7 separate regions of the Homo sapiens genome follow, and all the other regions are linked to region 1. Evidence: chromatin loops called from intact Hi-C (ENCODE). Cell type or tissue: mammary epithelial cell. All regions are shown on one strand.

The links. Hi-C counts contacts between places; a loop is a spot of excess contacts. Peaks named below come from ENCODE experiments on the same cell type or tissue, not always from the same donor. Only the 100,000 strongest peaks of a DNase experiment are listed, where the experiment ranks them.
Region 2: it touches region 1 in a loop (19-fold over the local background); 12 of 110 quality-filtered maps call a loop at or near these places.
Region 3: a loop joins it to region 1, with 8 times the contacts of the local background. A loop is called at or near these places in 11 of 110 quality-filtered maps.
Region 4: a loop joins it to region 1, with 8 times the contacts of the local background. A loop is called at or near these places in 4 of 110 quality-filtered maps.
Region 5: a loop joins it to region 1, with 13 times the contacts of the local background. A loop is called at or near these places in 5 of 110 quality-filtered maps.
Region 6: a loop joins it to region 1, with 14 times the contacts of the local background. A loop is called at or near these places in 11 of 110 quality-filtered maps.
Region 7: a loop joins it to region 1, with 2.5 times the contacts of the local background. A loop is called at or near these places in 6 of 110 quality-filtered maps.

What each region holds. Positions count from the first base shown.
Region 1 is chr10:52,882,131-52,886,130 of GRCh38, reverse strand. No RefSeq gene overlaps it. Among named protein-coding and RNA genes, the nearest start is that of MBL2, 110 kb to the right of the region's middle. RefSeq lists an enhancer at 1,192-1,906. In mammary epithelial cell, a CTCF peak has its summit at 1,716; a DNase peak (open chromatin) is centred at 1,990; H3K4me3 peaks cover 293 bases; H3K27ac peaks cover 1,371 bases.
Region 2 is chr10:54,401,173-54,405,172 of GRCh38, reverse strand. All of the region lies in intron 3 of PCDH15 (protocadherin related 15), which reads left to right. Among named protein-coding and RNA genes, the nearest start is that of MIR548F1, 200 kb to the left of the region's middle. In mammary epithelial cell, a CTCF peak has its summit at 2,365 (motif pointing right); no DNase peak of the experiment used is centred here.
Region 3 is chr10:52,816,517-52,820,516 of GRCh38, reverse strand. No RefSeq gene overlaps it. Among named protein-coding and RNA genes, the nearest start is that of MBL2, 46 kb to the right of the region's middle. In mammary epithelial cell, a CTCF peak has its summit at 2,412 (motif pointing left); a DNase peak (open chromatin) is centred at 2,366; H3K27ac peaks cover 290 bases.
Region 4 is chr10:53,995,724-53,999,723 of GRCh38, reverse strand. PCDH15 (protocadherin related 15) reads left to right here. Exons shown (of 38, transcript NM_001384140.1): 21 at 3,959-4,000. Among named protein-coding and RNA genes, the nearest start is that of MIR548F1, 610 kb to the left of the region's middle. In mammary epithelial cell, a CTCF peak has its summit at 1,567 (motif pointing left); no DNase peak of the experiment used is centred here.
Region 5 is chr10:53,314,357-53,318,356 of GRCh38, reverse strand. No RefSeq gene overlaps it. Among named protein-coding and RNA genes, the nearest start is that of LINC02672, 290 kb to the right of the region's middle. In mammary epithelial cell, a CTCF peak has its summit at 2,451; a DNase peak (open chromatin) is centred at 3,296; H3K27ac peaks cover 842 bases.
Region 6 is chr10:53,597,273-53,601,272 of GRCh38, reverse strand. No RefSeq gene overlaps it. Among named protein-coding and RNA genes, the nearest start is that of LINC02672, 570 kb to the right of the region's middle. RefSeq lists enhancers at 616-1,372, 1,373-2,131, 2,132-2,889, 2,890-3,648. In mammary epithelial cell, no CTCF peak of the experiment used is centred here; a DNase peak (open chromatin) is centred at 2,212; H3K27ac peaks cover 1,698 bases.
Region 7 is chr10:52,949,702-52,953,701 of GRCh38, reverse strand. LOC105378308 (a long non-coding RNA gene) reads left to right here. Exons shown (of 4, transcript XR_945968.3): 4 at 732-4,000. Among named protein-coding and RNA genes, the nearest start is that of LINC02672, 78 kb to the left of the region's middle. In mammary epithelial cell, CTCF peaks have their summits at 1,699 (motif pointing left) and 3,578; no DNase peak of the experiment used is centred here.

The sequences.
Region 1 (4,000 bases):
ACCCACCCACACATTGTCACCAAAACAAGATTGCTTTTAGGCAGATAAAAAGCCTCTCTCTTCTTGGGTCTGAGTTCAACCATGGCCTCACCTGGGCCCTTCCAAATCGAGGATTCTCCTCCTTAGAAGCCTGTTTCAGAACAAAACAGAAGGCGTCTGTTCCTAGGCTTCAGAAACACCCAATTTTGAGGAAGCTCCTTTGAACAATATCAAGGCAGACATTAAATTAACATGAATAAAAAGAGGGGTTAGGAGCATGGTTTCTACAAAGCGAGCAGCTCCTTTCACAGGTTGTTGAGAAAACCTCTCCTGTAGGTCCAAGATACCACAATCAATGCTCCCTAAAGCTTAAGAAAGTGAGATACAGACAAGGCTAAATACAAGCATATCGCACTGAATATGGGGGAAAGGTGGATGCCCGGTGGCAGAGCTTTACGGGCTTTATGGGTGTGAACAGAGCGGTGGTCACATAGGGTCCTGTCCTTGGGAGGACCAATCTGGTTTAATGCTCTGCAGTCCCAGTATTAAAATTCTTTTTTTTGTTGTTTTTTTTTTGTTTTGTTTTTGTTTTTTGTTTTTGTTTTGCTTAGCACTTTCATTTTTCTCTAGGACCTGCAAATTATGTAGCCTAATGCCCACGGGAAGCTCAATGGAGCCTCTTGCCTCCACAAAAACCACTGATTGAAAGAAACGACAGCAACTAGGAGCTCCTGTGACTCTGTTTCCATTCCCATTCCCTGGGAAATGATCAACAGCTCCGGTGTGTTCTGTTCTCTGAACCAGCCACCCCACCCTCACTGCCAGCGCAAACCTGCTCTCCTGTGACCACCTATTCTCTGAATGTTTCTACATTTAGAGAAGTTCACCCTCAGAAGAAAGAAGGAAGCCGGGCGCGGTGGCTCACGCCTGTAATCCCAGCACTTTGGGAGGCCGAGGCGGGCGGATTGCCTGAGCTCAGGAGTTCGCGACCAGCCTGGGCAACACGGTGAAACCCCGTCTCTACTAAAATACAAAAAGTTAGCCGAGCGTGGTGGCGGGCGCCTGTAGTCCCAGCTACTCGGGAGGCTGAGGCAGGAGAATCGCTTGAACCCGGGAGGCGGAGGTTGCAGTGAGCCCAGATCGCGCCACTGCACTCCAGCCCGGGCCACAGAGCGAGACTCCGTCTCAAAAAAAAAAAAAAAAAAAAAGGAAAAAGAAAGAAAACAGCAGCATTTTGTAACAGTGATGAATTTGGATGAAATTTGCAAGACCTTGGACTGTTTTCCCAAATGTCCGGGCGTCTGCCAGGCAGCCCTCAACTGCAGACACAAGCCACTAAAGGGAGTCGTGGCTCCAGGGAGCTCGAATGCTTTCCCTGGAAGATCCCCTCCCTAAGCCCCCATCTCCTGGACGTGAAACCCTGTTTAGTCTACATTCAGGAACAGCAGACGTGCTTTTCTGAGAGAATCTAGCACCTTGAGAATTTTGCCATTTGGGATGCGTGTGTATGTGCGCGCGCGCACGTTTTCGAAGCTACAATTAGCACTCTTGAAAAAGGAGAAAGGGAGCGGGAAAAGGAAAGAAAGAAAAAAAGTAGGAACTCCTGTCGATTTTAGTTCAGGCTGCCTGAAGATTCAACTTAAAATAACTGCACCATCAATGCCCCATAGAAATCACAACGGAGGTAGAAGTTTGCGCGGTTCCACACTACCATCTAGGGGATAACAGGTGAAATGACAACCTTCTACTCCCATTTGTACTGACCTTTGTTATCTTGGACATAGGCATGTAGGTCACAGAACACATCCTACGCGCTCTTCTTCCATCGGGTGGTCTCAATATCTACCGTCACTGACGTACTAAGAGGAATGGGAAATCTTCGGAGGGTTTAGCATAGAATTATGTAATTCGGCATATTAAAAAGATGACTCTGTGTACTCTGTGGAAAGTAGCCTTACGGATGGAAGGTGGAAGCCACAGAGAAAGCAGGTAAGAAACCACAGCTATGCCTCGCTTGATGACGCATCCCCAGGAATTCGTCCGTAGGCGATTTTATCCTTGTGCAAACATTACAGAGTGTACTTACACAAACAAAGATGAAGGACCCTACTACATAACCTACGCTATATGGTATCGCCTATTGCTCCTAGGCTACAAACCTGTGCAGACTGTTACCAAATACTGGAGGGCAGCTATTTCCTTCCAAGAAAAGTGCTCCTCACTCCCAAGAGACTGGTTAATGTGTAGAACTTCAGGTATTCCTGAATCATATATATATTTATATTTATATTTATATTTATTTACATATATTTTGAGATGGAGTCTCACTGTGTTGCCCAGGCTGGAGTGCAGTGGCACTATCTCAGCTCACTGCAACCTCTGCCTCTTGGGTTCAAGCGATTCTCCTGCCTTAGCCAGGCCCCCTTCACAATGCCCAGCTAATTTTTGTGTTTTTAGTAGAGATGGGGATTTGCCATGTTGGCCAGGCTGGTCTCGAACTCTTGGCTTCCCAAAGTGCTTGGATTACAGGCGTGAGCCACCACACCTGGCCCTGAATCATATGTTAAACTTATTTAAGTTTAGCTCAAAGCACCTTCCATATTTGGTTAATAAAATTTGGGCCAAAGTTTCTCTCTATGTAGTGAACTGCAGCACAGCTTGGCGTGAAAGCAAGTTCTAACCTAACCTAAGAGTATGCCTTTGTAACCAAGCAATGGAGTCTCAATCCATAGTAGCCAATCCCAGGTTGAACGTTGCCAAATTCCTCACAAATAAGGCAAATGCAGAATTGCAACAATCAGGTAATCTCTGTAATAAGTAATTTCCTGTCTCTTTCTTTTTATAAATACAGCTCACCATTCTGAACCATCTTCCATCTGAAGTGCTGCCTGTTTTAGAGCCTTTTCATTGCTCAAATAAACTCTGTTAAATTTAACTTGCTTTAAGTTTTTCTTTAACACATGTCTCTTCCCAGACTTCCTGATAAACCTCCCATTTTAGTTCACTGGTTCTTGGAAGTTTATAGCAATTCAGTGTTTTAATCTTAAAGGTTTGGCACCAGTTAAAATACAAATGTCTCTGAACCTAAAGTATATTATATTGGAAAATATAATTAAAAACAAAATCTCATCCCAACCCAAAAAACTTCTTCACAAACTTAGAAGAGGAAGAAAACAATTTTGTTATTGAATAAGCATTAAACCAGAATGTGATGCGTATCACAAATAGTCTGCTAAGAATTTGCAAAGACAGAATGAAATCTTACGCTTTGATATAGCCAAGCCGATAAACCCATTCTACACGTGCCCTCAAGGTAAAAAATAACTAGTCCTCAAGTAAGAGGACTTGACGGCACCATTTTTCACACATAGTTCATCTTAAAATCCCCTGGTAATTGTGGTATCTACCTGTGTTAATTAATTGATTTGTACAAAAGAAAAAATAAGCTTCTCATATCTTTATGGAAGAAGATAGTTTTGTAACTTGAATTAAGGTGCTCACCAAAGTTGGGTTCCTACCCTCCCACGGAAACTGGGAGATATGGTGCTACCTACCTTCATTGATTACATTTGAAAGACACGGTTCCTAGGTCCTTGAGAAAGACTATTTTGCCAAGTGGCTTATTTTGCTTTTAAAAAGATTTACATACATTTCAAAAAGAGAAAGAACTTATACATACAGTATAAGTTTTCTAAAGTAAGTGGTCTAGGAAAAGGGAGGGAAGTCTCTTTATTTTCAACAGGGAGAATTAAGAATCTTACTTATAATTTGTATTTGCCCTTGCAACACATAGTCAGTTACACTTTAGCATTATAGAAATTTACAAGCAGTTTTCTGAGGGCGAGATCTCACTGAGAAAAAGAAAGGACTGTGAGAGTACCAAGGGGCTTCCTTGAGTACAAAAGGGCTTCGCTAAAGCTGATAAGCAATTAGAGAGGAAATAGGGGTCAGTGGCTGAACATAACTTCTCTTCTGTTCCATTGTTTTGCCTTGTTTTGTTAATTTATTTCTGGACTCATTT
Region 2 (4,000 bases), 1.5 Mb before region 1:
TTTATTCCCTCAGGTATAAACTCAGTAATGGGATTGCAGGGTCGGATGGTATTTCTGTTCTCAGGTCCGTGAGGAATCACCACACTCTCTTCCACAGTGGTTGGACTAATTTCCACTCCCACCAGCAGTGTATAAGCATTGCTTTTTTTCTGCAACCTCACTGGCATCTGCTATTTTTTGACTTTTTTAATTGTAATAATAGCCATTTTGACTGGTGCGAGATGGTATCTTATTGTGGTTTTGACTTGGATTTCTCTAATGATTAGGGATGTTGAGATTTTTTTCCATACGCTTGTTGCTCATATGTATGTTTTGTTTTGAAAAGTGTCTATTCATGTCCTTTGCCCACTTTTTAATGGTTTTTTTCCTTAAAAATTTGCTTAAATTCCTTTTAGTTGCTGAATATTAGACCTTTGTCAAATGCATAGTTTGTAAGAATTTTCTCCCATTCTGTAGGTTTGTCTGTTCACTCTGTTGATGGTTTCTTTTGTTGTACAGAACCTGTTTAGCTTAATTAGATCCCGTTTGTCAAATTCTACTTTTGTTGCAGTTGCTTTTGGCATCTTGGTCATGCCATCTTTGCCTGTTCCTGTGTCCAGAGAAATGGGTTTTTATAGTTTTTGGTTTTACATTTAAGTCTTTAATGCATCTTGAGTTCATTTTTGTATATGGTATAAGGAAGGGGTCTAGTTTTAATCTTCTGCATATGGCTTGTCAGTTCTCCCTACACATTTACTAAATAGGGAGTCCTTTCCCCATTGATTGTTTTTGTCAGCTTTGTCAAAGATCAGATAGTTGGAGGCATGTGACCTTGTTTCTGGGTTCTCTGTTCTATTCCATTGGTCTATGTGCATGTTTTTGTACCAGTACCATGCTGTTTTGGTTACTGTAGCCCTGTAGTATAATTTGAAGTTGGGTAGCCAGATGCTTCCAGCTCTGTATTTTTTGCTTAGGAATGCCTTGGCTATTCAGGTCCTTTTTTGGGGCCTGAATATTAATATTAAAATAGAATATTTTATCATTAATAAATATGAATATTTATAATATGAATATTAAAATAGCCTTTTCTAGTTCTGTGAAGAATGTCATTGGTAGTTTAATAGAAATAACATTGAATCTATGAATTACTTTGGATATTATAGGTATTTTAGCAAAAATAATACTTTCTATTCACTAGCATGGAATGTTTTCCATTTGTTTGTATCATCTCTGATTTCTTTAAGTAGTGTTTTGTAGTTCTTTGGTAGAGATCTTTCACCTTCCTGTTTAATTATATTTCTAGGTGTGTGTGTGTTTGTGTGTGTGTTTGTGTGTGTGTGTGTGAGTGTGTGGCAGTTATGAATGGGATTGATTTCCTGATTTGGATCCTTGAATGTTATTGGTGTCCAGGAGTGCTAGTGATTTTTGTACGTTGATTTTGTATCCTGAGACTTGCTGAAGTTGTTTATCAATTTAAGGATCTTATGGGCCTAGATTTTGAGGGTTTCTGAATATAAGTTCATGTCTTGTGCTAGCAGGGGTAGTTTGACTTCCTCTCTTCCTATTTGGATGCCCCTTTTTCTTTCCCTTGCCTGAGTGCTCTGGCCAGAACTTCCAATACTATGTTGAATAGGAGTGGTGATAGGGGGTATCTTTGTCCTGTGCCGGTTTTCAAGGGAAATACTCCAGCTTTTGCCAATTCAGTATAATGTTGGCTGTGAGTTTTTCATATATGGCTCTTATTAGTTCAAGGTCTATTCCTTCAATACCTAACTTTTTTGAGAGTTTTTGACATGAATGTGTGTTGAATTTTATCGAAAGCCTTTCCTGCATCTATTGATGTAATCATGTGGTTGCTGCTTTACCTTGTACTTTTGTGTTATGGAGATGGCTTATTTCCTTAAGCCTTATGAACCAACATCTACAAGATTCCAATTTTTCTTCTGTGGCTTCCTCACCTCTCTCAGCCTTCATAGCTATGTAGAGAGCTAGGTCCTTGCTCTGGATTTTGTTTTGGCTTAAGAAAATATTGTGTCTTGTTTGATCTTCTATTCAGATCACTCAAACTTTCTACTTATCACCAATAAGGTTTTTTGGCTTTCTTATCATTTGTGCATTCACTAGAATAGCACTTTTAGTTTCCCTTAAGAAGTTTTTCTTTGAATTCATAGCTTGGCTAACTGTTGGATGCACGATGTCTAGCGTTCAGCCTATCTTGGTTACAACATGCCTTCCTCATTAAGCTCAATAATTTCTAGTTTTTGATTTAAGGTGAGAGATGTGCAACTCTTTCACTTGAACCCTTAGAAGCCATTGTAGGGTTATTAATTGGTCTAATTTTAATATTGTTGTGTCTTAAGGAATACAGAGGCCTGAAGAGATGGAGAAAGATGGGAGAATGGCCAGTAGGTGGAGCAATCAGAACACACAAAACATTTCATGAATTAAGTTCAATGTAATGTGGGAATGGTTTGCGGCATCCCAAAATAATTATAATAGTAATTAATAGTAAAAACCACTGATTACAGATAATCATAACAGATATAACAATGAAAAAATTTGAAATATTGCATGAATTACCAAACTGTGACACACAGACATGATGTGAGCACATGGAAAAAATGGCTAATAAATTTGCTATTTATTTGAAGGACTGCCACAAATCTTCAAACTTTTAAAAAAATGCCGTATTTATGGAGTTCAATAAACTAATAAAGAAAGCAATAAAAGGTGGCCTATCTGTATTTAATATTTTATACATAAACGATCATGCTGTTTCTAAATAGGAGCATAGTTCTTCTTTGTTGTTAATATATGTCATTGATCCTTGCTTTATTTCAGTGGCTAGGAATTCCAACTACCATGATGAATAGAAATTATAAGATTGTATAATCTTGCCTTCTTCTTCCCGTCAGCTTTAATTTAGTTCTGTTTTCTTTAATGTAAATATTTTGCTTATCAGATTGAGGAAGTTACTTTCTATTCCTAATTTGCTTAATATTTTTTATCTTGAACACGTTTACTTTTGATACATGAATTTTCTGTGTTGTTTGAGTTATGTTTTTTTCCCTCACTCTGTTAATAAGATTTTATGTATTTTATACATTAAACCAACCATGCATTCTTGGTAAAACCAACTTGGTCATAATGCATTATTTTATAGATTGCTGGATTTGATTTATTTTCTAAATAAATTCATTAAGTATTTTTGTATCTGTGTTAATGAGGATATTCATGTGTACTTTTTATTCTTTGATGTATTTTTGTCAGGTTTGTTATCAGGGTTATGCTAGCATCAAAAACCAAAATAGTATGTGTTTCCTATTATTTTTTGTAATAGTTTGTTTAAGATGTGTTCTTCTTTATATGCTGGTAGAATTAAGCAGTAAAGTCATAAATTATGGGCATATACTTTGTAATTTGAATTGTATATGTTTTAGACTTAATTCTTCAATTTATTCAAAATTGATGAAATTTTTATTGACATTACATGAGGAGATTTTAGCATCCTTAAGCTACTGAGTTTTACAATCCATTAATATAGATTATACCTTTGTTTAGATTTCTGTAATTTCTTTCATTCATGTTTCACTTAATTTTTTGCTTTTTTCCTTGTTCAGAGTCATTGAATATAATCTTCGGATATTTGACGGGTATTTGGTGTTTCTTGATCCTATTAAGAATGAGTATCCATTTTAGCATTTCAGGTTTCTCTTTGCTCTTAGAATAAGGAGTTATTTCTAATGAGGTTACCTCTACCAGCATTTATAGATTTACAGTTATAATTGAAACATTGAAAATATACTTAACCTAAAATGTCAATTTTTTTTTTGAATCTACAACAGCATAACTTTGCTTGCCCTAAATCTCTCATTTTTTTTCCAAAAGTCATATACAGTTTTTCTGTGTAGGTGATATTGAAGTCATCAATATTCTGTAATGCTATGACAATAACAAAGAAAAGCCTTTACAGAAAGTGACCATCTATAGCTAAAGTTGTTTTTAGACAAAGCCAGGTTTT
Region 3 (4,000 bases), 66 kb after region 1:
CCTTCTTGCATTGCAATGCTCTTATTCAACAAGATTAAGAAGCACAAATGCAGAACAATGTTCTCTGTGACTGTGAGGGAGCATTATTCAACACTAATGGCAAATATGTTTACATATTGCCAGCAATTGCAACTCCAAGCTAAAGCTATAAATGTTGGACTAACTTCCAATGTAGTATTTATGACAGGTTCTCCTTGAGAAATAATTGCAGTCTTTATACATGCCTGCAATAAAAAAAATATAGCTTGGGAAATGTATGTTTCTTCAGGTTTCAGCAAAAGTTTCAAATCAGAGTATCAGTGAATGAGGAGGATTACTCACTCCAATTCTATGCCCTGCATAGTAGTAATCTGCAAAACTTAAAAAGTCAGGCTGCTGTGAAAACATGAATATCTTTTTCAGTGAGGAAACTTTCCTGTACATCTTATGCTCCCTTTTAGTGTTTCTGAAATCTAGCCATTATGTATGAACTGCATCAAGATCACTGTAAATATTGGAAAGTCGATCAAGTCTGTTTTCTAAAGCAGGTATTTAAGACGTTGATTAAGCTAAGAATACAAAATGTATTCTGGCATAGACATTTATTGTGTTTCTTGAATTCAGTGTTTATTTTTCATGAAGTTATAATAATGAATATGTTACTGCAGCTGTTAAGAGAAAAAGATTCTGGTAAAATTTAATGAATAAATAGAGGAGTAGTTTGCTAATTCATAGTTAATAAATATGTTTTTTTCTCCAAAATAGAAAATGGTATTTCTCTGGATATTTTTTCATAACAGATTAGCTAGGACTTCCTTGCTAACACAGTACTTAAGAATCAAAAGCTAAGTAAATCAGGGAAGTTTTTGGTATTTCATGGCATCAAATAATAAGTTCAACTGATTTTTTTTCACCGAAGTGACTAGTGTTAGACACAATCTACTTAAATTGAGTGGCAATTTAAACTGTGCCTTCATAACACTAAAATAGCAGATCAACTCAACAAGAAAAGTATAATCAAGCAGACTGGGCTCACACACATTTGACTGATTGATAGAACTTTTCACTTTTTAACCTTTCATTTCAATGTCTTAGAGTCTCGCCAACAACTCCTAAAACCCCAAAACCTGTACACAAAGAAAAGTGAATGTTCAACATGAGAAGATTTGACTTTTGTTCTGTGATCACCTAGAGATTAAATGTACCATTGAAACCACTGGATGCAGCTTCTCCATTCCTGTCCTTAAAATTATATCTTTTCAATGGGCTCTTTCATACTCAGCAGAGAGCCTGGCCAGCCCATGGTAGAGTCAGAAAACAGACAAAGACTTTTTTTAAGTATCCTCCAAATTCCTGATCAAGAGCCCATCACCTTCCTGATAACAACCCCAGTCCCTTCACATGTTGCCTTCCAGGTGACTAGTGGTATCAGTGCCATACTCTACTCAGCCCCGTATTTCTCAAAATTTAAGGTCAAAATCCTTTCTCAACCCTGAGAAATTCAGTGCTTTAAGTCAGTGCTTTACTTATCACTTTTGAAAAATCTATCAAATCATTTGAATCTATAAAGCTAAAGTCTGCTAATGACTTACATTCTATATAACTGTTACACTTTATCCCAGGAGTCTTTGATACAAACCAGTGGCCAGTGAGAAGACATCCACATTACAGTTAGGCTGAGAGAAAATTTTTTGTTGTGGAGACTGGGTCCTTCGAGTGCACTTAGCATACGGAGGGTTGACTCTGATTCTGGAATTAAAAATATTACTAAAGGATAAAAATTCTGCACTTCAGAATCATCCACATACCTTTTCAATATAGATATTCCAGGGATTCTGACTCTGTGTGGCTAGAGTAATAACGAGACACTTACTTTTTTTTTTTCAAAAAAGTGTCAGAGATAATATTGAGGCATGGTAACATAGCTGAGTACCACTTGGACAAGATTCTGGTTATTAGATCATTACTAAGGTCCATTCTTTAATTAGGTTTCTCTGCTGTGAAGCAAATCATTCCTCTCAACCATGAGAGAGAAAAAATTGCAGTAAGCTATTTCTCTCAGTCTTTTCTTGGGCACCAAAACTCATATGCAGAGATTTTCAGGAGCAAACACAATGATCTGTCAGGGCTTTTTCTCCTAACACTCCCCATTAATGAATGGGCAGCAAAGCCCTAGATGACTCCACTCCATTACTGAAATGAATAGGCAGGCCTCATAAAAAGCATCCTCGGCCAAACCATTCGTATTGTAAAAACTAGTTCCCTATGGACTGCAAAGTACATCTCCCTTTCGATTAGAGCATCCTGTGTGGCTTTCATGTGTATGGGTGACTAATTAAGAGAGCTCATCATTGCTGTCAATAAAACTGCTCTCCTTGACAACTTGGCAAATCTTAACAAGAGCATTTCTGCCATCTAGTGTTCAAAGCCAGCAAACAATACTCTTAGCACCTGTAAGGGCATAGCTCTTCTCTGTCAGGCCTAAATGAGGTTTTAGTTTCCATTGCCAAGGTCAATTCAGAACTGCTTGGGGGAGGTAAGGAAAAATAATATTTCTTGGGAAAAAAAACCTTGTACAACATTACTCTCACTCGCTCAATGAACAACTTGGACTCTAATGCAGTAGATCATTAACGTCATGATCCATTTTTGTCACCCACATTCTGATTAAATTTGGCTCCATAAAATAAGCTTCTAGAATACCAAATGTCCTTAGAGTCTCACCCATGCTGTCGGCAGCAGAATGTAATTAGCACATGAAGCTTGTAAACCTGAGAATCTTGGCTCTGCTTTGTAATGTAATGGAGTTTTCCCAGTAACAATAATTTGATTTAATGTTCAACAAGAGGTTAACTGTGAGGACTACAGTATTTTGGTGCTGAAATTCATATTTCACAAAATACAATTCACATCAAAATGCTCTTTCCATATAAAAAGCCTCTGGCTCACAGTTCAGGAGGCTGAACATCCCTATCTCTCCAAGAAATAATGACAAAAGCACTTAATCTCTCACCTTGGGATCCCAGGCTGGAAAAATGATCGGCCTGAAGTTACTCTCAAATTCAAGGAGGTGGTGAGAAATAGCTCCTACATACAGGTTTTGTATTAAAGAAGATATGCCTGTATTGTGGGTTGTACCAATGCCCTTTCCCCCAGCCAGAATAAGAGCCATAGAACTGTTAATGGGAAGAGAGATCACTAGGTAATGAATTCAAAGCCAAAGGAGTCTAAGGGTGACAACCAGGGCTTTTCTTGACCCATACAACTTCGCTTTTCTTTATTAGAGATTTGAAAAATAATAACTACAGCTAATGATTGTCATCATAAGAATTTGTTCAACCATTATTATGCGAGTATTCTATACCTGACCTTTGCACTTGATATCATCATTTACCAAAAACAACAATAAAACTAAATAACATCAGTTGAGCCTCTAGTATTTGCCACGCATTGTGGCATACATGTATATCTCATTTAATACAATGATCTTGAGAAGGAGGCATAATTTCTTTTCATTTACTAATGAGGAAATCAACATTGATAGAAGTAGCTACACCAAGACAGCACAGCCAAAAAATGATAGAGTCAAAATTAAAGTTAAGTTATGTTTGATGCCAAAGATCCTTCCAAAGTCATGTAGTTTTCCAATATTCATGAGGGATGAAAAGAGCATCCAAAATCCTAGCTCCTTCCTCTCCTCTTAAATTCCATTCATTTTTTGCTCTATGAGCCAATTGTCTCTTTAGTTCTAGTTGCCAGAAAAAATGGTCATGAAGATTTCAAAGTTAACCAATAAGTCTCAAATATCAGACGCTATTAAGTTTATGTTGACAAGAAACAATACTTTCCTGATTTATACATGACAAGAAAACATACACAATATTTTCAATTAATGCTAAGATTTTATCAGAAGATTTTCATACATTATAACTTTCATACATTGTCATTTTCATAGATTATAACTTAGGCCAAATCAATTCTGCCCAAGACTAATTTTTTAAAATACGTATTTTATCTATCA
Region 4 (4,000 bases), 1.1 Mb before region 1:
CCTTAGAATTCTACCTTGTGTTCTTGTGTACTGTGGCTGAGCAGGCACTCAACCTATGAGAAACAGTCCTTCTCCACAAGCAGAGGAGCCTTACCCTGTGCCACTATCAAAGACCCTTGGGGAGTACTGCCAGGCTACCACCAATGTTCACTTATGGCCCATGGCCTCTTAAATCAGCTTGTGGTGAATATGCCTAGCCTGGCAGTAAAAATATCAAATATTTTCTTTAGCTGCAGATGTAGCCTTTTATGACTTTTTATGCAGAAGCATAAAAGAAGGGAAATAAGTCAGTAAAGACAAGGAGACAATACAGAAATTGAGAGAGAAAAAAACCCAGCAGAATGCTAATAATATGAGAAATATGAGAAACAGCAACTTGGACAGCAAATAGAAAGTGTCTAGTAGTGGAAAACAGAACTGGTAAGAGGCAAACAATCAACCATACACCCACGTAAAAGTAGGTATCGGCTCCATAAACCTCAAGGCATTATAGAGCAGCCATATAGCTCAACAAGGATAATGCTAATGCTAGACCATAAGACAGAAACAACTAAAGTCATTCCGCCCATTGGCTTATACTGTCTGTGTCTCCTCATAGAGCCTGAATTAGCTTTAGTATGGTAAGGACTGGCATTTGCTATATACATATCTTTTTTTTTTTTTTTTTTTTTGAGACTGAGTATCACTCTGTCACCCAGGCTGGAGTGCAATGGCGCGATCTCGGCTCACTGCAACATCCGCCTCCTGGGTTCAAGGAATTCTCCCTTCCTCAGCCTCTCGAGTAGCTGGGATTACAGGTGCCCGCCACCATGCCAGGCTTATTGTTGTATTTTTAGTAGAGACACAGTTTCGCCATGTTGGCCAGGCTGGTCTCGAACTCCTGACCTTGGGTGATCCGCCCACCTCAGCCTCCCAAAGTGTTGGAATTACAGATGCGAGCCACCGTGCCCAGCCTACACGTTATTTTTAAAAAGATGATCAAGTTCCAACTAGTTAGAACTTTCTACTTATCTTCTAAATAAAAACTGTTCTATAGGTTTTTGCCTGTGATTCCAGAAAATCAAAAATTTTATCATCTTTTTCTCTTTATTTTTATTTTTTTTGTGTGTGTAGAACTTCAACTTGTCATTACATTTACAAACTTACCAGCAAGTTCTTATCTTCCTAGCATGATCATTAAAAAGATTCCTTACATCTTCTTGGTAGTCTGCTAAAGGAGAAAAGGTTTCTGTGATTATTACAGACTCTAATGTAGCAAATAAATAAATAAAACATAGTTTTCTCCTGTTAGCTACCTACACCTTCAGGTATAATTTTATTTGCTTGACACATGGAAACAAATTGCAGGCTTTATGAGTATAACCATTTTTTAAAGTTTTCCTTAAGAAAAAAACCATAAGGTTTTTCAAGTTGTAAATCATAACATTCAGAATACTCTTTTGAAGCATTAAAACTATTTTTTGTTGAGACCAATAAAAATTTTTACCAAAAGAAACAAATATTATGGGTTTTAGTGATACAATTCTTAACTACAGAGGAGGAAATATTTCTTTTTGCTAATACTACCCTCTAGTGGAATAATGGGCAAGAGAAAAGAGCATGGTTTTGGAGTGCTGAGCGAGTCCTTAATTTACTGCACAAGAGAACATTTGCACAGAAGCCGATTTATATACATTTTTGTTCAGATGTCCCTGAGCATAAATACAGTGAACTATTGATTATGCTTGTTGGAATTGCATTTCAATACATTTCTCCTCTTGAAATAATGCATTGTGGAAAAACTATATGCAACTAGCTGCTTTTGTAACCACAATGAAAGATTATAACCCCAAAGTATGTACAACGTGCCATAAAAAGAAATACTACTACAATAACTACATTAATTTATTCTTCATCCTGTCAATAGAAAATAAAGGGGGAAGAGAACCAATCTTTTCATAGGCTTCAGTCATTTACAGTCTTAGGTGTGTGTCTAATCAGTTTGTGAATCACTGTACATTCAAGTTAGAAGGTGAATCCAATGAATACTTCCCAAGCAAATAAAAAGTTCATCATATTCAACACTGTGAACAGCTGTGTTGACATAATTGGAAAAGTATATACATTTTTTTTGTTTCTGAAGAATCAAATTTTCCAAAAAGTACCTTGTGACATTAAGGTTTTAAATTTCCCCTGAGAATAAAATAAAGAATAAAATTTTTAAGAACATAATGAGCTCATTGGAAACTCATGCATGGAAACATTGCAGTGTTGGGCTCCTTCCTTTCGAACCTTCAGAAGTTACAATTTAGGGGTGCTAAAGGATTTCCACACCCTTAGTTACCACATCCACTTATTAAGTTAATTGGCACTCTTGGAAAGGGCACGAAAATGTGTGAATGCTAATGTTTTATATATTTACTCCCTGCATGGAGCCTCAAGATCAATACCCTTCACAGTCCTCATTATAGAGAACTAAAACTTCTCGGTTCATTTACTTGTTCAGATTCTAAAGTCCATAATTTATTGTAAAAATATTTTTCATAGAAGAGATGGTGAATACTGTATTTCAAAACAGAAGAAATGATATTTTTTATTTTTCAGTTTTGTGTACAGTTCAAGTTCTCCTATTAGAATATGCAGGTTTATTCATATTGACTACTCAGAACTCAACTCTATGGCGAATATAAAAGGAAGCATTGTTTGATAGTAAGAAATAATTATTCTGACTTCTTTGCAAAAAGAGAAGTTTGAGATCTGTTAATTTATGTGTTTCCAGCTTAATACTGTACAGGAAAATTGTTGTGTCTAAGCAAATATCAAAGAATATGTAGAATTTTTTAAATTTTGTTTTTACTAGCAAGTGAGAAAAAGGGGACTTGGAGGAGAAGAGCAGATAATTAACAAATTTAGGTTTCAGTTCAAATATGTTTGACCCACACTACCCAAAACACGGTAGGGTAAGGATTATTAAAATATTATAAATAAATAAATCTGCCATATGAATAAGCATTATTTATTGACAAAAGATTATATACAATTATCTCTAAAAGATAAAATGATTCAGAAAAATATGGTCTTCCTTTCAGGGGACTTGATTTATTATTTTGGCCCTGATAAGTAGATTAATTTAGTCAAAGTTACTAGCCTTTCTGCAGATTAGTATTTTTACTAGCCTAATGGCAGTTAAGTGACACAAAGACAGGGACATCTTTTTCTTGAGTCACAACAGTATCTTCAGTGCCTCGCACTGAAGTGCTAAATATCTGATGAAAGTGGGAAATACCTGATAACTATTTATTTAATGAACTTGACAATGCATGAATAACAATGCATATATAGCGCCAAATTGGAAAAATAAGATACATATAAGTTGCTCTGAAAAAAATTCAGTAAATTAACATTGTTTTCTGTGTATAAATATATCTAATCTTAAGTGTCATTATTTTAGTGCGCTGCAGAGAAAATCTCCTTTTATCATGTAAAATGGCAACAAAGGATATTTCACAGTTTGTATCTGAAATGTTCTAGTCAGTATTATGCTAAGTATATAAAATAATTTACATTGCTATAAAAACATATAAAGAGCATTTAAAAAAAATCTTTTACGCCTGCTTCACAGAATGTAGCTTTTAAAGAAACTTGTTCTTATTTTCAAATGTTAAAATTTTACCTCTTACCATTAGAAGTTAGAAAAAAATTCCAGGGTCACTTCAGTCTCCAAAAGGCATGTTTTTGAGGGTGAAAGACTTTATTCCAGTGGAACGGCCTTCAGTTGATATCCACACATTAATATTGTATGAGAACTCTGGCAGTTTCCTCTGAGGTGCCAGTCTGAAATGAGAGTAATGGAATTGAGAGGATGGAAGGCTGACAGTGGTAAATAAGTTGTGTGATATGAAGACTGGGAGTCAATCTAGTAACTGTATCCCTAACCTGGTTTCAACTGAAGTACTAAACTCCTAATTGTGTTTTACAGGATATGAATGATTATCCTCCTGTCTTTAGTAAACGAATATAC
Region 5 (4,000 bases), 430 kb before region 1:
GAAGATAATGAAGATGTGCAGGTTTATCTTGAAGAATGAAATCAACTAGTATTTTTAAAGTGTTTTGCACTATATCTGACAAATAGTGGGCATTTATTTTAATCTCTTTTCTTGTCACTCTTATTTTGAGGTCATAGTAAAATATAATTAAAACCTAAATAGTTATACAACTACTTTGAAAATGGTTTAGGCCCCCAACATTTGCTTGACAGAGTACAACTTAGAGTGAATTTTTTCCAATCCCATGAATATCTGAACATTGTATTCATGCTAAGGATAATTTCGCGACTTTCATTTTCAGTTTTAAAATTTTATTTTTATTGTTAAAATTATATAATATAAAAATTTAAGATAATATTTTATTCAAACACAATTTAAAGAGAAATATCCATGCTAAAGACAATGTTTAGCCATAAAACCTATGACCAGTCTCTATGAACTATATGATTCTAAACCTGAGTCTAAAATCTACATCAGCTACCACTGTGCTTCCCTGGAATTTTCAGGTCACAATGTCATATATCTTTTAGGACATTTAACCATGTTTGGTGTCTAAGTTGTAGATCACAGGGTAATGCTTGCTTTGATTTGCTAGTGCCAGGTGGATAGATTCTGACTTACAAACTGACTGATTTCTCACAACATCCATTCAATTTGGATATGGAGCATCTGAACTAAATTGCGGGATTATTGTGAGAAAAAGATTTCTTTCTCCTAACAAATGTCCCTGAAAGCCAGTGACTCTTTTCTAATTATGATCTAACTCTCTAGGTCTTTGTATCTTTATTTTCTAAGTAATGAACCAAAACACCAACATGAAAGCAGGGAAGCTATAAACGATTATTTTTTAAGCCTCAAGCTCCTTTTCATCTATTCATTGCACTCAATGTCATGCTGTGATTTCAGGTTGTTCCCATTGCTTTGGCCTAATTTCCACAGGGCTAACTGGGTTTTGTCTACATGAGTCTTTCCTTTCCTCCTGAAAACCAAATATATGTACCTTTCATAACTCAAGCTAAGTTCTAAGTTGATTTGTTTATTACTATTCAAAAGCTATTGAATTTCGCCTGGAGGCAGCTAGTATATTACAAGTGAACAAAGAAACAAGCATGGAAAAGTAAGCATAGAGCAAAAAGATAAATTCGAGACTTTTTTTTCACATGCTATCATTTTCCAAATTATGTTGTATTTTGGAAACATTTTTCTTAAGCATAAAATTGTCAACCTTCATCTACTCCATAATACTTTTATGAAAAATATTACCTCTATTGAATAATAGCTTTTCTTTAAAATGATTATAAGATAAGAAATAGATCCTCAGGTAACTACATCAGACCCAAATAGTACCTCGAGATTACTAATACAATGGTGTTTTTATTGGTGTGATTTTTAAGGATTTTTCAATGTAAGGAATCTGAATCGTTTATGTCATAGAATGTAGAGAGAGCTATTTGTTGGTTTAAAATAACAAATCAAACACAATGCACTTTAAAATTATTGTCTTCTGACCAACACCCAAGTTACTGAATGGCTATTTTAATTCATATCCCATGGGTTATTAGTTAGGTTGGGAATCATTTCACGATTTTATTGATCATTTGTATTTCTCCCAGAGCCAGTTCGTATCTCCATTTACTTCAAAGTTTCCTGACAAAAGCATCTTAAGAAAGTATCTTAAAATTGTAGGGAGCAGGCTATCTTCAGTGTATCAGAAGGAAGAGCAAAGTGAGGAGGCATATTCCTAAGTCCATTTCTATTCTACTTTCTAGCACTAGACATTATTTTTTTCCCTCTATAGTCTCTCTTTGTCTCAGACTTATTATTTTAGAGCCCACATCCTCTACCCTTGAGATGTTTTGTTTTAACCAGGTTCTTCTCATATTTCCTCTAGAAATATGAAAGGACAGAGGAAATTTTTCCCAGGTTCTTGTCTTCTTTCTGGTAAAAGAACATCTGGTGAAAAATGTAAAAAAGCTAGTTTTTCACTTTTAAAAAGTAAACTACCAAAATTTCAATATTACATAATATCAAGCTGAAACTTCACAGAAACTGAATCAAACATTTACAACTGATTCTGTTTTATTAAACAATCAGTTCATTTAGGTAATAAGATAGTAATTATTTCATGTACTAAGGTATCTGACTTGACCTGATTATTCCAGTTGCAACAATCAGGTCAGATGTTTAATACATGTTGCTCAAATAATGATAAGCTCTCATTTATCAGCTATTTATTCATATTTTTCCACTTGATTCTCACAGTTGTATGACAATAGTACTGTTATTGTTCCCAATAACAATTTCAGAGATGGTTAAACTAAGGCTGGTTAAATAACTTCTCAAAGGGTGAAAATTAATATTAATAAATGCTAGAAGCATTTTTGAAGCTATGTAGCCTAACTTTAGTGCTGAAGTTTTAAACCATGGTATAATGCTGCCACCCTGAGCCAAAGACAGATTTACATTAGATAATAGTTTGACAGTATCTTTTCATATGTAGGGCCAAAGTGGCTAGTTAGGAACAATATACAGTGGAATAATAATTTAAAAAGCCATATACTATAACAGTTAAGGCTTATTCCAAGAAGACAAATTAGGAGACACATTGAATATTCAAACATAATCCATTATACTTATAGAATAAAGGAGAAAGAATATATGATAATTATGACTTTTAGACAATCTTTTTAATGCTATAACTATTCATAGTCAAAACTGTCACCAAACTAGGAAGAGAAGGAAACACTTTCATTCTAGTAAAGGGCATGTTCAAAAAACCTACTTCTGACATCATGCTTAATAGCTAAATATTGAATGATTTTTATCTAGGATTGGGAAAAAGCAAAGGTTTTTTACTCTAGCCATTTCTATTGAACATTTTACTAAAGGTCTAGCTATTGGTATCACAATAAAATAAGGTAAAATCTTAGAGATTTGAAAGGAAGAATTAAATCTTTATTAGAGTTTCCTTTTCTCCACATCCTCATTAACACTTGTTTTGATCGTGTTGTGCACAGTAAGTACAGCCAATTTTGTCAATTTTAAATAGCAATAAATGTGAAAAAAATAAACTATCAGATGGCATGACTGTTTATACAGAAAATCCCAAGGAATCTAAAAAACAACTGTTAACAATTAATAAGGGAGTTTAGCAATGGAGTTACCAAGAACTGTGAAGGGTCTCAGATTTTATTCTACTTACAAGCTAACAAGTTAGCCTGTCACTTTTTTTTCTCTTTGGCAGAAGGCCCAAGACTCCTGGGTCACAGACAAAGAATTTATTACTCATGACAACAGCAGCTTGCTGCAAATGTAATGCTAAGAAATGGCTGAGGTAGAGAATGGTCAGAGTCTTGCATTCTTGATACACTCAACAAAAATGTGTGGGGAAGTTCAGAGCCCATGGTGGACTAGTTCTTTCAAGAGTCCCTGTGTACGAGGATGACATGCCAAAAAACACAATTGTACATTTGTATGCTGGCAATAAAAAAATAAAATATATATACTTAAAAATTCAAATTATGATAGAATCTATAAAATATATAATTTTTGAAATAAAATATAAAATTTACCAGAATTCTACACTAACTACAAACTATTGCTGAAAAAATTAACTGAGACTTAAGTATATGGAGAAATATAGCTTATTCGTGGCTTAGAAAACTATTTTTTTAAATGACAATTCTCTACAAAGTGTCTCTAAATATTCAACGGAATATCAATTATATTACAAACAGGAATTTTAGTAGAAACTGACCAGCAATTTTTAAAATTTATACAAGATGCAAATAACCTAGACTATCTAAAGGAATTTTGAAAAAAGGGAAAAATAGTTGAATGGCTTATACTACTTGATATCAAAACTTCCTATAAATTCATCATGTAAAGACAGTGTACACACTGGTGAACTGACTGGCAAGAAGATCTTGGAGCAGACTGGAAAGTTCAAAAATAGACCCATACTTTTACAGGTATTTGGTATTTTACCAAAGAGCCAAAT
Region 6 (4,000 bases), 720 kb before region 1:
CAAAAAGAAAAAAAAATTGGGCAACCATTTCTCTCTAGCACTTGAATTTTTTCAGGGTGACTTTTTTGTTGTTGTTCTTGAAAAGAATGTTTGAGAATATTTACCATCAAGTAGAATCTTAGAATTTTAGATCTGAAACAGACTTTTGAGTTCAATTCTTTCAAAATTTTATTACCCAGTTAAAAATCTGAGAGATGAAAGTGTTTGCTAAAATTTGTACAACCAGGTTCTAACAGGATCTAGATTAGAACCTAGGTTGATGTCCACTGTATTGGCTATTCCACTGTTGTACACTCCATCTCTGTTATTTACAAGTTAGTTGAGTACGTCGGACCACAATTTGATTATTTTGTTTCCAATTTTTAAAGAAAGTTAAAGTTTTTGCAGAAGAAAATTATTAGAAGATAATTCATGTAAGAAACATTATTAATTTCATACATTATGGGTATTTGTACTTAAACAAATTATTAGATAATTCTTATTTTGAATATCATGACCACAATCATTAGTTTTGTATAATAAAAACGACTGCATTGATTTTCAGTCTGTTAAATATTTCACTCACTTGCCTGGATATTTTGGTAAGCAGTTACCCTACCGAATAGTGAAACTTCCTTTGCAAACATTATAACCATGAGAAAATTATGACAGTGAAAGAAATTGACCTAACAATTGCATCTTGCCTTTAACCTCCAAATTGCTCTTGGTTATTCCTGGGTGTGGGCCAAGCTAATTTTGGGGAAAATTTAGTTTACAGTTTAAAGGATAATAGCCTTTCCTAAGACTAAACCATCAACGCAATTCTTTCCTCATCCATTTTAAATGCCTTACCAATTTTATTAATAAGATAGTAAAGCTTTACTACAGGAAGAGAGTAAAGGGTACAATCTCAAAGACTTTCAAAATCTTTATTTTTTGAGACAGAGTCTCGCTCTGTCGCCCAGGCTGGAGTGCAGTGGTGCAATCTCGGCTCACTACAAGCTTCGCCTCCCGTGTTCACGCCATTCTCCTGCCTCAGCCTCCTGAGTAGCTGGGACTACAGGCGCCCACCACCACGCCTGGCTAATTTTTTGTATTTTTAGTAGAGACGGGGTTTCATCGTGTTAGCCAGGATGGTCTCGATCTCCTGACCTCGTGATCCGCCTGCCTCGGCCTTTCAAAATACTGGGATTACAGGCGTGAGCCACCGCGCCCTGCTGTATTGAGGTGATCATTTTAGGATCATTCAGAAAGGGTCATTTTCTTTTTTCTTTTTTTCTTTTTTTGAGACAGAGTCTGGCCCTGTCACCCAGACTTGCAGTGGTATGATCTCCGCTCACTGCAACCTCCACTTCCAGGGTTCAAGTGATTCTCCTGCCTTAGCTTCCTGAGTAGCTGACACTACAGGTGCACACCACCATACTAGGCTAATTTTTGTATTTTTAGTGCAGACGGTGTTTCACTGTGCTGGCCAGGCTGATCTAGAATTCCTGATCTCAAGAGATTTGCCTGCCTCAGTGATGGGATTACAGGTGTGAGCCACCGTGCTCGGGCGACTCATTTTAGAATAGTATATGTCTGGTGTATGTATGAATTGTCAATAATGGTTTCATTGTGTCTATCCCTTTCTTATCTTAGGTTCTATAAGGACATACAATAGTAGACTTGTAAACAAAACTATTTAAACCCATCATGATACCCAGGTCTGTGAAAAGTGACAAGAGAAATGTGTGATTGAGGCATAAGTCTCAATCACTGAGGTTTATTAAGCCCGACTTAGGGCATTTCCAGGAATAATATGAGCCATAAGCACATGTGTGGTTGTTTTTCCCAAAGAGGTTTTCAGGTTTAGTGTTTTGCCATAAGGTTTAAGCATCATAAACTATAAACTCTACCATAAACATTTCCTTAAGGGGTGATGGGGAGAGGCATGTAAGAAGAGGGACAGGCAGGCAGTAAGGTGAATAGTTACATTCCGGTGGGACTTCAGTTAGTGCCCAGTAAATCCACATTTAACATAAGGTAATGTGGATGTCTGCAGAAGAAAAGAGAGTTAAGGAAGAGTCAATTATGCAAAGTCTCTGAGTATGGGTATAGGAAATGAGCCTTGACTTTGTTCTGCACCTGGGAAGATAAATGTGTAATCGGTGTGGAATTTTAGGAGGTAGACTTAGATTGCAGACCTAAAGTTACAATTGGTGTGTCTTTGTTAATGGGAAGCTAGCAAAGAATTTGCCTATGAATAATCTGCGGGGGCAGCCCTTCCCAGATGCCTGAGGCTTTTTACCTTTCCATGGAGACTTGGTTGACCCATAATGTTACTAACAGCTATTCATTTGGAAGAGGGTATTGTAATGAGTCAGCTTCAGGGCTTAATCTTCATTTTTGCATACATTTGGAGGGTTCTGAGATTTTAATTTTTATTTACATAAGCTTTCTTTATAATGGAAGATCTGTTTTTGGCCAATGGGTGATACTTTAAGGATGTGCTTTTTCAAAGAATTTAGCCAGCAATGTCAAGAAACTGTAATAGAAGATTTATAGATGAAACCTGCATATTCATGGTACTATTATATTCACTACAGTGAAGTTTATGTTATATAAGAAAGTAGTTATCCACCAACAATGAAAACATATAATCTACCATCCAAGAAGAGAAACTGAAGAATACAAAATAAATTGATCCATGATTGGTTTGCTCAGAAAACACTAGTTGTTTTTGTGCAAAAACAGTAATTATATCTTCAACATTAAATAATGGAAAACAAACTTGTGAAAAGAGACTGCAGCTTTTTGGTCAAAATAATTAAGTATACTAAAGCAGTTTAGATACACAAAACAAATTGAGGATGCCACTTTTTTTAAAGAGCAAGAAACTATGGAAAGCATGTAGAAAGTGATCTTAACCAAATCAGTGAGTTATTACTATAGAGAAAATCAAAATATGGGAATTATGGATTATTTTATGTGAAAGGAAAATAAAATCTTGGGACTCTAAACTCACTACGCCACAGGGAAAAGTTAAACTTGGGAACTGAGTCACACAAAACTGCCTCCCGTTTTGTTCTTAAATGGACAGCTGCAAAGATAGAAGGCAGCATACCTCCCCAGGGATTCTTTCCACAATTTGCTCACAAGGAAATTCCTGTGGGCCCCAAGATCTTTAGCCTAAAACAGAGTTCTTTTAAGTTTTGCCTTGACAATGTAAATCAACAGCTTATCTTCACAGAACAAAGGCAGGACTGAAAGTCCTCCTTCCACTCCCTGAGACAAATGCATATTTGCCTCCTCTACTCTGTATTTACTTTATCTTATGGAAAAATCCAGATTCACTGAGTGTGAGACATGCATGGTTGACTGTTCCTCTACCCACTCTTTTCACATGTAAAATGTGAATTCAGTGAACACCATTAAAAGCCTCAGAGGAATGCAACCGCTTCAAGTCTTTTATTTATTCTGCCTCTTTTCTTCCCTCTTTCCCCTATTTAAAGCTTTTTCCCCTTTAAGCATTGAAGTTTTCAAACTCTCTTTGGAATAAGCATGGATCACAGATGTTCCTGTGATTTTGTGTTCCTTTTTCCCAGGCACGTCCTCAACTGTGGCAAAATAAACCTCTAAATTGATTGAGATTTGTCCCAGTCATTTCCTTTGGTTTTATAGTTACATGGGAAAAATTATTTAAAAAGCCAAGAAAGTATGTCTGGAACATACTTTCTTAAATTTAAAGCTTAAATTGAAAGCTTAAATTCAAATTGAAGCATAAATCATATACTTTTCTCCTGGGTGGCTTTCCCAGTGCTAAGGTTCTCTAGTGTATCAATGATGCCATCACATTTAGACAAAAAGAGACTCAGGCAGCTGAACATTTGTCTTATATTTGAGTTTAAATGAGGGCCTCTTAAGCTTGGACATGATTTTGTTAAGTTCTTTGAACAGCGCCTTTGTGGAAACACACTGATTAGAAGGTGATCTAGTAAAAGAAGACATGTAGAAAAGACTTTTCTTTTTTTCTTTTTTTAAT
Region 7 (4,000 bases), 68 kb before region 1:
CCCAGACACCCCGATCAGTTTCCCTACATTGATCAATGGCTAGATTTGGTCTGGAGCCCTCCTCCACGGCTCTGCTCATGCACCATTCATGATCCCACCTCCAAGGTCCTTTTGAGCCGGACCAAACTTTTGCCCCAACCCTCCCCTCCCTCGGCTCCTCCTGTACTGCCTCCTTCTGAAGAAGAGGAAAATTTTCTTCACCCATGTCTGCCGCCCTATAACCCTCCTGCTCCCCCAGAATCTTCCCTTGTCTCCTCGACTACGTCCCCTGTGGCCTCTCTCCCTATAGCCACCCAATTACAGCCTTGGCTGGAGGAGGTGGCCCCCCTCCTCCCACTGAGAGAGTCCCAAATCCCCCCGGGCAGTGAGTGTTCTGCTCCATTTTTAGTTTATGTCCCCTTCTCTACTTCTGACCTGTACAACTGGAAGGTTCATAATCCCCCCTTCTCTGAAAAGCCCCAAGTCTTGACCTCACTGATAGAGTCCGTGCTCTGGACCCACCAGCTCACCTGGGATGACCGTCAGCAACTCCTTTTAAACCTTCACTTCTGAAGAGAGGGACCGTATCCAAAGAGAGGCCAGAAAGTATTTCCTTACATCAGCCAGTAGACCAGAGGAGGAAGCCCAAGACCTCCTTGAGGAGGTTTTTCCCTCTACCTGGCCTGATTGGGATCCAAACTCCTCAAGTGGGAAGAGAGCTTTGGATAATTTTCATTGGTATCTCCTTGCAGGTATCAAGGGAGCCACTCGAAAACCCATGAATCTGTCGAAGACAACTGAAGTGGTCCAGGGGCCCGATGAGTCACCAGGAGCGTTTCTAGAATGCCTCCAAGAGGCCTATTGGACTTATACCCCTTTTGACCTGGCAGCTCCCGAGAATAGCCGTGCTATTAATTTGGCATTTGTGGCTCAGGCAGCCCCTGATAGAAGAAAGTTACAAAAGCTGTAGGGATTTGCTGGAATGAACACCAGCCAACTTTTAGAGATAGCCCAGAAAGTTTTTGACAATTGAGAGGTTAAAAAGCAAAAACAGGCAGCTCAGGCAGCTGAAAGGGCTGCTGACAAAGCATCAAAAAGACAGGCAAAAATCTTCGTGGCTGCCATCCAAGAAGCCAAGACAGAAGGGCCCCCATCACAGAGCACTGGCCAAGGGATCCCGGGTCCCTGCCAGAAAGGCCAAAAGCTGAGCAGGCTCCCCTACAAAGAAACCAATGCACTTATTGCAAGCAGATTGGACACTGGAAAATGGAATGCCCATTAAAACCAGAAGAAAAACCAGAAGAGAAAAAGGTCCTCACCCTCCCTGCTGCGGAGGAATCTGATGATTGATGGGGCCGGGGCTCCCTCTCCCTTGGCCCCTGGGAGCCCATGGTGACTGCCACACTGGGGGGCCAGCCTATACGCTTCCTAATTGACACCGGGGCGGAACACTTGGTACTGCAGATACCCTTGGGCAGTGTCTCTAATAAAAAGGTGGCTGTGCAAGGGTCTATGGGAGCTATTCAGGAATATCCTGTCACCCACTCACGAGAGGTGAGTTTGGGACAGAAAAGAGTAACCCACTCATTTCTTGCAGTCCCAGAGTGCCCCTTCCCCCTCCTCAGACGAGACCTACTTCATAAGCTACAGACGTCCATCTCCTTCTCGGCCCAACAAGCTCACATCATGTTAGGGGACACAGCACCCCCTACTGCTCAGCTTCTGCTAACCACCCCTCTGTCAGAGGAATATCTCTTAGTTTCACCCTCACAACTGCTGGGAAATAGTACTAATCCTCTCCTACTGGATTTACAGACTCTGTTTCCCTGAGTCTGGGCCGAATCAAACCCCCCAGGAATGGCAAAGCACCATCTGCCAGTAGTTGTAGAGCTCCTGGCCACTGCTGCCAGTCCAGGTAAAACAATATCCTGTGAGTCAGCAGGCTAGAGAGGGAATCGATCCCCATATTCAGCGACTATTACAAGCTGGTATACTCCCACCATGTGAGTCCGCCTGGAATACTCCATTTTTGCCGGTCCAGAAACCCGGAACAAATGATTACCGGCCTGTACAGATTTGTAGGAAGTTAACAAGTGGACAGTTACCATCCATCCAACTGTGCCTAACCCTTATACTTTACTCAGCCTGCTCCCGCCCGAACATACAATGTATACTGTCCTTGACTTAAAGGATGCTTTCTTTGCTATTCCTCTGGCCCCCAAAATCCAACCTGTCTTTGCTTTTGAATGGACAGATCCTGGCTCGGGAGACACCACCCAATTAACCTGGACTCAATTACCCCAGGGTTTTAAAAACTCCCCTACCCTTTTTGGGGAAGCCCTCCAACAGGATCTTATACCATTCTGAGCCAGTAACCCTCACTGCACTCTTCTCCAGTATGTAGACCACCTGTTATTGGCTATTAAAACTACTGACAGCTGCCTGCAACATACTAGGGACCTACTTTACCTCCTTCAGGAACTCGGGTATCGGGTCTCGGCCAAGAATGGCCAGCTTTGTCTTCCCAGAGTTTCCTACCTGGGGTACGAGATAAACAAGGGAAAAAGGGCACTCACCAGTGCTTGAAAGAAGGCCATCCTGCGAATCTCCACTCCCACCACCAAAAGACAGGTACATGAATTCCCGGGGGCTGTGGGACAGTCACCTATGGATATTAGGGTTCGCGGAAATCACCAAGCCCCTTTATACCGCTACTGGAGTTAATGGCCCGCTAGTTTGGACTGACAAAGAAGAACAGGCTTTTCTAAACCTGAAAAAGGTATTAACGGAGGCCCCTGCTCTTGTCCTCCCAAATATCTCAAAACCATTTCACCTTTTTGTTCATGAAAGCCAGGGAGTCACTAAAGGGGTACTCACTTAGACTTTGGGACCATGGCAATGCCCAGTGGCCTACTTGTCTAAGAGACTAGACCCTGAGGCCTCCTGGTGGCCAAGTTGTCTGTGAGCTGTAGGGGCAACAGCAAGCCTGGTCCAGGAGGCTGATAAACTGACTCTGGGCCAGAATTTAACCCTCACGGCTCCTCATGCCATAGAGAATTTGCTACGAAGTGCCTCTGGCAAATGGATGTCGAATGCTCGCATCCTGCAGTATCAGAGCTTACTGTTAGATCAGCCTCATTTAACTTTCTCTCTCACAAGGTGTTTAAATCCAGCTACCTTGCTCCCTGATCCACACCTTACCACACCTGTCCATGACTGCCAAGAACTGTTAGAGACTACAGAAACTGGGCGACCTGATCTCCAAGATGTGCTTCTAAAGGAGGCAGATACCACTGTGTTTACAGACAGCAGCAGCTTCCTTAAACAGGGAGTACGAAAGGCTGGTGCGGCCGTTACTATAGATTCATATGTACTGTGGGCCCAGGCACTGCTGGCAGGTACTTTGGCACAAAGGGCTGAATTGGTTGCCCTCACTCAGGCCCTCTGATGGGGTAAGGACAAATGTATTAATATCTGCACTGACAGCAGATACGCTTTTGCTACTACACATGCACGTGGAGCCATCTATCAAGAGCGAGGGCTACTCACCTCCGCGGGTAAAACTATAAAAGACAAAGAAGAAATTTTGACCCTGCTTGAAGCTGTTTGGCTCCCTCAGCAGGTGGCTGTAATTCACTGCAAAGGACATCAAAGAGAAGACACGGCCGTTGCTCGAGGTAACCAAAGAGCAGATTCTGCAGCTTGAGAGGCAGCTCGGCTCCTGGTCGTGCCTTTCACCCTGCTGCCCGCTGTGTCCTTTCCGCAACCAGACTTGCCAGGCCACCCAGAATACTCCCCAGAGGAAGAAAAACAAACTTCGGATCTTCAGGCCAGTAAAAATCAGGAAGGTTGGTGGATTCTTCCTGATTTCAGAATCTTCATGCCCCAAGCTCTCGGGGAAGCTTTAATCAATCATCTACATTCTACCACCCATCTGGGAGGAGTAAAACTGGCCCAGCTTTTAAAGAGCCATTTCAAGATCCCCCACCTTCAGGACTTAACTAACCAAGCAGCTCTCCAG